2 separate regions of the Homo sapiens genome follow, and region 1 is linked to region 2. A link is an interaction called in ENCODE POLR2A ChIA-PET data of the cell type or tissue named here. Cell type or tissue: OCI-LY7. All regions are shown on one strand. Each heading gives the region's core, and the rest is flanking DNA. Links, peaks and the distances in the headings are about the cores only. Region 1 holds the start of CEBPZOS (CEBPZ opposite strand). Region 2 has its middle 45 kb from the start of QPCT.

Region 1 (5,371 bases), core at 168-5,167, 190 kb before region 2:
GAGCTGAGATCGTGCCACTGCACTCCAGCCCGGGTGACAGAGTGAGACTCTGTCTCAAAATATAATAATAATAAAATAAAGTTTATTTCCTTGGCATTAAAGACACCATGCCCTCTTACCTTCTTTTCCTTTGTTTTTTTCCAGTCTATAGACATTTACCAAAAAAAAAAGAAGAAAAAGAAGAAGAAGAAAAAGAAGAAGAAGAAGAAGAAGAAGAAGAAGAAGAAGAAGAAGAAGAAGAAGAAGGAGAAGAAGGAGAAGAAGGAGAAGAAGGAGAAAATATGAAAAGAAATGTCTAGGCTTTAAGGTGAAGATGGGAGAATGGACAGCAAACCTAGTACATATTTGTTAAAGTGGAGGTCCCTATGGCCACTACAGAAGACTGGGATTTTAGCCTGCTTCTGTGCTTTGGAGAGAACTAGCACATCTTTCTAGTCATTTGCATCCCTCTACCAGAGTTAGTAAATCAGGCTAGGACCAGGAAGGCACTGTCGCTAAAGGACCCTTGGTAAAAGTTTCTACTGGAGTCTACACTTTTCCTGCTCCAAACCTTCTGGCCAAAATGTGTCTTATCTCAAAATGTCAAGCTTTGTGCAATATCGTTATTAGTTTATATATATTTTCCTGCAGAAATCATGACATTTCTATACAATTATTTTAGTCTTTCTTATAATTTCTGTTTTTTCGTGAAAGAAATTTTATATTTATATAGTTATATTTGATGTAGTTGAAGATTCAGTGGTTAGTTCTCATCCACATTGACTGTCTGTAGATTTTTTTTTTTTCGAGACAAAGCCTTTTTCTGTCACCTAGGGTGGAGTGCAGTGAGATCTTGACTAATTTTTTGTATTTTTAGTAGAGACAGGGTTTCACCATATTGGCCAAGCTGGTCTTGAACTCCTGACCTCAAGTGATCTGCCCATCTTGGCCTCCCAAAGTGCTGGGGTTACAGGCATGAGCCACCGTGCCTGGCTGACTATCTGTAGATTTTTGAAAGTGGTAACAGGTACATAGGTAATCAAAGTACAGAGCTTATTTGGTGAATCTTCATCCTCATTACATCCTCTGGACAGCTGCACGCGGATACGGTACGGGACATTCCTTATTCCTTTGGCAAAGACAACTTTATTGAGCCTGGTATCAATGCACACATCTGGAGTTCCCATCTCCTTCATTGCAAAATTTCCGGATCTCTTTGAGTGCCTGAGGGACATGCTTCTTGAAGCCCACTCTGTGGATGTGCTTGTGAATGTTGGTGTATTCTTGGGTCATCACCTCGTTGATGGCAGAATGGTCCATTTTCTTCTTGCCACTGTTCTTTGCAGGAGCCATTCTGCTAGGCCCAAGTTGGTAAAGCTTGTTATCATTTCTTTAAGCTTTTTTTCTCCTCTTTTCTTTTTTTCAATCTGAACCATTCCAATGACCTTTTCTTCTTTCTCCTTCCTTCCTCCCTCCCTCCCTCCCTCCCTCCCTCCCTTCCTTCCTTCCTTCTTTCCTTCCTTCCTTCCTTCCTTCCTTCCTTCCTTCCTTCCTTCCTTCCTTCCTTCCTTCCTTCCATTTTTGAGACACAGTCTTACTCTGTCGCCCAGGCTGGAGTGCAGTGGCACGATCTTGGCTCACTTTAACCTCTGCCTCCTGGGTTCAAGCAACTCTCCTGCCTTAGATTTCCGAATAGCTGGGATTACAGGCATGCTCCACCTCACCCAGCTAATTTTCATATTTTTAGTAGAGATGGGGTTTCTCCTTGTTGGCTAGGCTGGTCTTGAACTCCTGACCTCAGGTTATCTGCCCACCTTGGCCTCCCAAAGTGCTGGGATTACAGGTGTGAGCCACCGCACCAAGCCCCAATAGCTTTTTCATCTTGCTTTGTCATCCTGGTACTTTTAACACTGATATTCTGGTATTTCAAACCAATGTAGTGGAGCCTTGCTATATGGTCTGAAAGTTTTTGTTCTCCCTAAATTCATATGTTTTTCACAATTTATGATGCTTTAGTTACACAGATGAACCACATGGGCTGGACTAGGGGTGGGGCGGGTGTTAGGAAAATTGGGGCAATCACAGAGCACCTTGCAGAGGCACTTCCTTTACTTGGCGTGGACAGAGTTAGCTCCAGCTATCACCCCTTCTCTAAAACCTTTACAGATTCCTCGGATTAGAAGCAAGGCCCTTATCATTGTGTACTTTCCATCAGTTATTTGTGGTAAATACCCCTAACTAGACTAGAACTTCGATGAAGGTAGATCTGTGCCTGTTTTGGGTGTTCCAGGCTTTGTCTTGCACACGGTACTTCAATATACTTTTATATTCTTTTTCTCTTCTCTGTTTCCATGTCCCCTTCGCGCTTTCTCAAGTGTTACTTTGCAAACGAATTCTTTAGGGATCTGGCTAAAATGCAGTTTCAGATTCAGTAGTTCTGCATTTTTTTTTTTTTGAGACAAAGTCTCACTCTGTCGCCCAGGCTGGAGTGCAGTGGTGCGATCTCAGCTCACTGCAACCTCCGCCTCCCGGGTTCAAGCGATTCTCCTGCCTCAGCCTCCCCGGTAGCTGGGACTACAGGCGCATGCCACTACGACCAGCTATTTTTTTTTAAACGTATTTTTAGTAGAGACGGGGTCTCACCGTGTTAGCCAGGATGGTCTCGGTCTCCTGATGTCGTGATCCTCCCATCTAGGCCTCCCAAAGTGCTGGGATTATAGGCGTGAGCCACCGCGCCCGGCCTAGTTCTTCATTTCTAACAAGTTTTCAGGTGATGCTTATGTTGGTAGTCCTCTGAGACTATCACACTTTAAGTTTCAGGGTGTTAGAAAAACGACCCAGAACAGGCTACACGTAGTCAGTTTCCTGGGTTTAAATGTGAATTCTGATTTTACTAACTGCGATTGTGGGCAGTGTAAGCCTCTTGCTTTCTCCGTAAAATGAGATACACTCAGCACCTGTTGCATGTGTTATTGCGAACATTCCGTAAAATAATGTACATAGAGGGCAGTCAGGTTCGGGTCGCGGTCAGAGTACAATTAATAGTAATTACGAATGTGGGGGCGGAGCCGACAACGGAAGGGGTGGAGCGTCGCCAACCGTTGCGCATGCGCAGTCCCCCTTGAACGCACCTCAGGTAAGACTCTGGCGAGTGGCTTCCCATGGGCGGTCGGATTTCGGGGTCCCTAGTGCGACGAGAGTGGGGCGGTCTTCTGCGTGGGGCCTCGTCACAGTTCTGGGGGCATGTGGAGGATAGTCAGGTGTCACTGCCTTAATTCACTGGAGGCGAGTGTTTCCGGGTCGCTAGGCGGCCGTGGTCTGGCGGCCGGGCCGTGCTCCGTGCGTGCCCGCGCGTGTCGCCTGCAGGCCCGGGCCTAGCGTTCCGCGGGCTAGGGGAGAGCTGAGGGCAGCCGAGGGCACCAGGGAACCGGGGGAAGCGGGAGCTGGGTGGGACCGCGGCAGGAGCCGGGAGCCGGGGGAGCGGAGGCGGCCAGCTCTCGGCCTCTGTTGAAAAGTCGTCCTCTGCACAGCTAGGCTGGGAGAGACGTTGCTGCTTGAAACCGCGTAGCCTGCAGACGCTAAGCTGGGAGGCCGCCCCGATTCCCTGGAGCGCATCCCGGGATAAGGGGCTTCCGACCCAGCATTGCACATTTGGCTTGAGCTTGTGTCCCCGAGTCAGCGTCTCAGCCCCGTGTGATGTTAACTGCATGACACACAGCCCTGCGCCGAATCTGTCAGAGGCGGCTTCGTGTTAAACTTCACCTAAACTTCCCGGAATGATGCCTTTCCCTGTGCCGAGAAGGCAGGCGCTGGTCTGCCGTGTCTCCCTTGCCGCAGCTAGTAAACCTCACTTCTTTGTGGGTGGACAGGTGTATCCCTGGTGGTCTGTAGCAAAGGAACTTGAAGTTTTATCAGCCTCCTGAAGCCGAGAGCCTCAGTGCAAAACGTATATGTATTTTTAAAAAGGTAAATACTTTGTTGTACGGTGTTATTTGGAGGCAGCTATGCTCACCACTATACACCAAGGCAGCCGTACAGTATTATTCGCACTTTATTTTCTTTTCTTTTAACCCTGGCCTACAGATGGACTTTATTTCTTAGCACCACCCTCTCTTAAAACAAAATTTTACTTCGATTCCTTGAATAATGGAACTGGCTGCAGGCGGTCTTTGTTCATTCCTTGAACATTAAAAATAACCCCAAGAGGCCGGGCGTGGCGGCACACGCCTGTAATACCAGCACTTTGGGAGGCCGAGGCGGGAGGATCACTTGAGGTCGGAAGTTAGCCTGGCCAACATGGTGAAACCTCATCTCTACTAAACATACAAAAAATTAGCCAGACGTGGTGGCACACGCCTATAATCCCAGCTACTCGGGAGGCTGAGGCAGGAGAATCACTTGAACCCGGGAGACGGAGGTTGCAGTGAGCCAGGATCGCACCACTGCACTCCTGCCTGGGAGACAGCAAGACCCAGTCTCAAAAAAATAAAAATAGGCCAGGCGCGGTGGCCCACGCCTGTAATCCTAGCACTTTGGGAGGCCGAGGCCTGTGGATTGCCTGAGCTCAGGAGTTGGGGACCACCCTGGGCAACAGGGTGAAATCCGTCTCTACTAAAATACAAAAAATTTGCTGGGCCTGGTGGCGGGAGTCCCAGCTCCCAGCTACTGGGGAGGCTGAGGCAAGAGAATTGCTTGAATCCGGCAGGCGGAGGTTACAGTGAGCCAAGATCGCGCCACTGCACTCCAGCCTGGGCGACAGAGCGAGACCGTGTCTCCAAAAATAAAATAAAAAAAAAATAACCCCAAGAGAGGCATCTGTACTGAGCATGACTTACTTTCTGTCAGTCATGTACAGCATTGTAGTGAATGGAGCAAAACAACTGTCCCTTCCCACCACTCAACTGCCTCTTAGTTATATATGAATTACTTTGTAAATTTCTTTGCTTCATTTCTTTTAAATAAGAATAATAAAGTTTTAATCTTTTGGTCCCCAGGGTGATCACATTATTAAAATGAGGGAATTTGGGGGGTGGTGGGGAGGGCCACCTGGTAAGATATCAGCAGAATAATCCTACAAAAGGAAGGTTATTTGATTACACCCACCCTCAGGCATTGAAAAGGGGTCGGAAGTGAATGGAGTAAACACCTGACAGCAGCGAGCTGGGATTGAGAACAAAAGAGCACACACAGGACAATAGAAAAATCTGAAAAACAAGTGGTTCTCCTCTTCTGGACTTTGAGGTTATAAGGAGGCTGACTAAAAACTTGGGTTTACATTAATGTCTTCAGTAAGTCTTATATTCTATTTTCTTAGCTTATCTTTAATTTGAAAAAGAATAATGACACAAACGCTTTTTCCTGATTAGCTTTTAAAGGAAGACAATCAAGATCT
Region 2 (5,371 bases), core at 306-5,305:
CCTTTCTCTCAGAATAGGATCCAGTGTCATTTCTATGGCTGACAAGGTTCCATATGACCAGGCTCCTCCATCTTTCTGGTCCCTCCTCCTATGGCTCTCTTCCTACATCACCTCTCCTGGCCACACTGGCCTCCTGGCTTTTCCCAAACAAGCTGAGCACAGTCCTGAATCACTGCCTTTCTATGTGCTTGCTCCTCTGCCTGGAATGCTTTCCCCTAGATATTTGCGTCGGATGTGCCCACATTTCATCTGAGGTTTTGCTCAACTAATACTTAATTGGAGGGGCCTTCCCTGATCCCCTTCATCCTGTCCCCTGGACTTGCCCATTTTCCATCCTGGAGAGGTCTTAGTGACAACTTACGCTGTAAAGCCACCACCATCAATCACTTCATCCCCTAACGCTACACATTGCTTCTTCTTTCCCCAGAGATGAGGGTTAGACTTATGTTTGGTAGGAGCTGCAGCAGCTGCAACACTGAGGTCTGACTCAACTGAATCCAGGGAAGCTCTGGCTTCCCCAGCAGCTGCCCTGGGGGCCAGTGACACAACCCAGAAATACATACAGTTAATGTCCTGCACAGTAGACAAATCAATGGAAAGCAGGAGATAGGAAGAGACCGAGGGTTAATTGCTTACCCTTCCTCCCTCCAGTGGATTGTTTTGACATGCAGTGATTTTATTTGACCTCTCTGGAAGAGATGGAGATGGAGAAACAAGCTGTATTTGTGGCAAAGCTGGCCATCTTGGTAACACATCCCTTGTATTTGCCATTCTTCCTTTCCTGTCTCACTTCCTACTTTCCTTCACTTTTACTCCCCCTAAATTGCACCTTCTCTCATAAAGTCTAAGCCATGAGCTTTTGTTTCAGGCTCTGATTTCTAGGGGACTGTTATCTGTTTATTTGTGTGTTATCTCTCTCTCCTCTCTAGAATGTGAGCCCAGAAGAAGAGTAGGGAGTTTGTTTCGTTTACTGCTGTATCCTCAATGACCGGCCTAGTACTTGGAACATGGTAGATGCATGTTAAATACTTGTTGAATGAACTTCATGATGAGGAAACTTGTCTTTCCTAATCCTGGACCTTAAGCCAGGATGATTCACTGAAGCCAGGATGGTTCACTTGTAAGTCACCTGGTAAGTCCCACTCATCTGTGGCAATCCTTTGGTACCTCTTGCTTTGAATCTGCTCTTGATCTTGCTTCTGCTTCCTCCTCTCTCACCTGTGATATGCAACAGCCTCCCAATTGGACTCCCTGCAGCATTCCACCCTGCTTCATTCTAGACTTCATGCAACAGTCAGAGAAATGTTTTAAACACATTAATCAGGTCTCATTGCTATGCTGCATAAAACCCTGTGATGGTTTTTCACTGCACTGAGAATTAATATGAACTCCTTAACTATGGCTTACTATGGCCTACAAGGCCCTCCCCACTCAGAAACTCAACAATCTTTTTTTTTTTTTTTTTTTTTGAGACAGAGTCTCACTCTGTTGCCCAGGCTGGAGTGCAGTGGTGCAATCTCGGCTCACTTCAACCTCCACCACCTGGGTTCAAGCAATTCTCCTGTCTCAGCCTCCTGAATAGCTGGGATTACAGGCGCCCAACATCATGCCGGGCTAATTTTTTTTTTTGTATTTTTTGTAGAGACAGGGTTTCACCATGTTGGGCAGGCTGGTCTCAAACTCCTGACCTCAGGTGATCCACCTGCTTCAGCCTCCCAGAGTGCTGGGATTCTAGGCGTGAGCCACCGTGCCTGGCCCAGAAACTCAACATTCTACCACTCTTTCCCTCCCTCTCTGGCCTAAAATGCCATTGCCCTCTTTTGTTCCTTGAACTTACTAAGCAGTCCCCTGCCATAGGGAGGCTTCTGGACATCCTTATCCTCCACATGGGATTCTCCTTTAGTCCCGATTTACATTGCTGTCTCTTTCTTGGCCTTCTCACAGAGGCTGTTCCTCACATCCTCTTATCCAGAATAGGTCCTTCCCTGTATATTTCTATCTCAGCACTCTACTCATTTCTTTCTTTTTTCTTATCACAACTTGTCATTACAATATTGTTTTACTATGGGTGGGGGGCAGCCTGTTTTCATGATCAAATTGTAGGTTTCATGAGGGCAAGGACTATGTCTATGTTTTTCATCATTGTATTCCCAGCAACTTGGAGATATTTGTGTGTGTCAGAGGTTTAATACATACTTGGTGATTAAACAAATATTCAAGAACTGATCCAGCTTCTATTTCTCTGGCTTCAGGACTTGCCTCAAATGTCCCTTTATCACAGGCCTTCTCCAACTACCCTATATAAAATGTAACAGTGTATCTCCTGGCTTTTACTCTTGATTGTGGTGAGAGATTTGGTATCCTTGGTCTGGGCCTTTTGTGTTCTCTAAGAACCTGGTTTGCCCTCTGCCTCTTGGCTCTACTGGCTGCCATGAGCATCTACACCTCCCAGCTCCAGCTCTCAGGGCCCCTGTCCTCATTCAAGGCCTGCCCTGCTTCATCCTGGAGGAGATGGGGCAAACTCAGATACAGAGAGCTTTAGCAACTTGTTCAAGTTTATACAATAATGAAGATTGGGCCAGAAGTCAGGTTTTGGGATTTGCACCCAGTCTCATGCCTTTTCACTCTATTATGCTAATCCTGTATCTCTGTTTCAAATCGAAGTGACTCATTTTGAGTTTTCAGATGAACACTCCAAGTATTATGGAGTACCTGGTTATTTGAAGTAAAAAAAAAAAACAAAAAACCAAGAATTGAAGCTTCTAGCTAGACAAACAAAGCTTGAAGCACCAGACAGCTATTGAAGACCAAATCTACCCACAGGGCTGGAATTAGGCACCGAGGGAACAGATGCAGGGAGAGATCCAAGCTCACAGCCAGGAGCCAGATGCTGGGTGTAAGCTGTCTGTGCCTGTCCTCCTTTCCCAAGGCCCGCCAAAGGGAGGCTCTGAGCTTCAGAGTGGGGATCTAGACTTCAGTTGCCAGTAGGTTCTGAAAGTGCTGCCCTCAGGGAAATGGTGACTTAGAAACAGAACTGCAACAAGTTTCAGTTGAACTCCAGGGAATTCCCTAGGTATGCCTCTTGCCTCCTCCTCATCTCTCTCCTTCAAAAGAAGGACATTTGAGGAAGTCCCAGGGAAGAGAGATGAGAAATATGGTTATGAAATAAAGAGAAATGAAGAACCACAGTATGGAGTACTTTTCTGCATTGGGTAGGATTTGTGGGTGAGACAGAGAATTGGGTGGAGGGCAGAAGGCCAGAAGGAGTAGGCAGAGGAAGGAGGGGGTGTTGAACCTCCTTCAGGCATCGAGCGAGAAACCTGACCTCGGAATAGTCACACTTGATCTCCTTTTGGCTTCTGTGTACCAGCAAAGCCTTTAGGTTTAGTCTGTTTCCTCTGTGGCAGAAAAGGAAGCCCAAGACAATTTGCATAGGCAGCTCTCAAGCAAAGCCTCCCTCAAAGAGTTTCTGACTCATCCCCATGACTTCCTCCCCCATCTGTCAACAGGGGAAACTCCAGGTGGGAGGTTACATTTCCTGCCTCCCTGTTATGGACTAGTTTCCTTCCTGGGAGGTGAGGCAGAAGTGGAGGGGACTTTCTCCCTCCTCATCATCCCATGCCTTCTCTCTTCTCCCGGTTCCTCTCTATCAAACTCTATGTTCCCATTTTGAGCTGAGAATAAGGAACAGCAGAGTTGATTAGAAACATTTTAAAATCAAGTGATTAAACTCTGATAATGGCAGAATTTCAAACATGAGTCAGTATGTAAATCCAATTGTAAAGATGAAGCTTTGAAGATATTTCTGTGTTCTCAGAACCTCAGAAGTTAATTCCTAGACATTGCTTCCTCCTAAGGGCAACTTCAGCACATGGTCCACAAGGATATAGGGCAGGATCCTCATAGAGGTAGTGGGCTACATGTCTCAAGTTGTAGGATGCTCTGGGTCCTCAAGTCTATCTATCCTCTTCCTCGAGTTCTGCACATCATCTTCTACATGCTGCTGGGCTCCTGAAAGCAGCACAACACCCTGACGGGGAGCTTGTTTGAGCATTCATTCTTTCTGTGTTTTGATAGTGTTAGGTAGGCCACCATCTGTGGGTTCTGTTTAGATCCACAGTTCTTCCTCTGGACATGGGATGTATCAAAGCAGGAAAGAGGCTGCCCATCTGAGCTTTTCATGATGTCGCGGCTGTGGCTCTGGCTGTTACCAGAGCTATACAGGAAACCCAGGGAGAGGGCTTGAAATGGTTGGGCATCAGGTATAAAGAAAAAAGCACTCAGAAGTATGGAATTTGTTTACATTGGTTCAGGGAACCAAAGAAGATTCGAGAATAGAATGTTCTGTCCTGTGTGCCCACTGAAATTAGAATTGTATGGGATTTTCCTCCAACACCCTGGTGGCTATTTTCCAGTGTCTTTTGCTGATTCCTCTTCATCTTCAGACTTGTCAAGTTTGAAAGGCTCTAAGACTCAGTTCTTGTTCCTCTTCATTTCTCCATCTCAGTCCATTGTTGACCTCATCCAGCTTCAAGTCTTTAAATACCATGTATATGTTGGCAACTCCTGGAGCTCTCAAATGTTTTCTAGACTTGTATGTACAACGGCCTACTGAACAGTTCTACTTGAAGGTCAGATTCAGCAAGTTCCCACTGAACTCCTGGTCTCCTCCCCACAAATCTGCTTCAGACATTGTTGGATGGCAGTAGCTCCAACCTTCCTGTAGCCCAAAACATAGGAGTCATTCTTTTTATTGAGACATAATCTCGCTCTGTTGCTCAGGCTGGAGTGCAGTGGTGCAATCACGGCTCACTGCAACCTCCGCTCCCTGGATTCAAGCAATTCTCCTGTCTCAGCCTCCCTAGTAGTTGGGATTACAGGGGTGTGCCACCAAGCCCGGCTAATTTTTGTATGCTTCGTAGAGACAGGGTTTTGCCATGTTGGCGAGGCTGGTATCGAACTTCTGACCTCAAGTGATCCACCCACCTCGGCCTCCCAAAGTCCTGGGATTATAGGTGTGAGCCACCATGCCTGGCCTTGGAGTCATTCTTGATTCTTCTATTTCACATCCCACACCCAGTCAGAAGGTAGCCTGGCCAGGTCTATCTTCCAAATACATCCAGAATCCAATCACCTTCTACCACCCCCATTGCTGCTGCACTGGGTCCAAGCCACCATTATCTCTTACCTTGATAACTTTAACAGCCTCTTATCAAGGCTTCCTGGTTCTACCCTTGCCCCCTTCAGTCTATTCTTCATGCAGCAGGAAGAGCGGTTCTTTAAGGAATTAGGTCCCGTCATGTCACTCCTCTACTCAAAGCCCTGCAATAATTCCTTATCTCATTCAGAATAAATGCCCTTACAGTGGTCT

What was found. ChIA-PET counts read pairs that join two places held together with the same protein. Peaks named below come from ENCODE experiments on the same cell type or tissue, not always from the same donor. Only the 100,000 strongest peaks of a DNase experiment are listed, where the experiment ranks them.
Region 1: POLR2A ChIA-PET joins it to region 2 with 5 read pairs; 4 of 35 experiments call an interaction of 5 or more read pairs at or near these places.

Annotation. Positions count from the first base shown.
Region 1 is chr2:37,193,406-37,198,776 of GRCh38, forward strand. CEBPZOS (CEBPZ opposite strand) reads left to right here and starts at 3,091. Exons shown (of 5, transcript NM_001322374.2): 1 at 3,091-3,115. It also overlaps a transcript of SULT6B1 not described here and the pseudogene RPL31P16. RefSeq lists a silencer at 2,925-3,064. In OCI-LY7, for the core only: a CTCF peak has its summit at 2,958; DNase peaks (open chromatin) are centred at 3,086, 3,706, 4,786 and 5,116; H3K4me3 peaks cover 2,749 bases; H3K27ac peaks cover 2,518 bases.
Region 2 is chr2:37,387,150-37,392,520 of GRCh38, forward strand. No RefSeq gene overlaps it. Among named protein-coding and RNA genes, the nearest start is that of QPCT, 45 kb to the left of the region's middle. RefSeq lists an enhancer at 2,955-3,144. In OCI-LY7, for the core only: no CTCF peak of the experiment used is centred there; a DNase peak (open chromatin) is centred at 3,412; H3K4me3 peaks cover 1,940 bases; H3K27ac peaks cover 2,643 bases.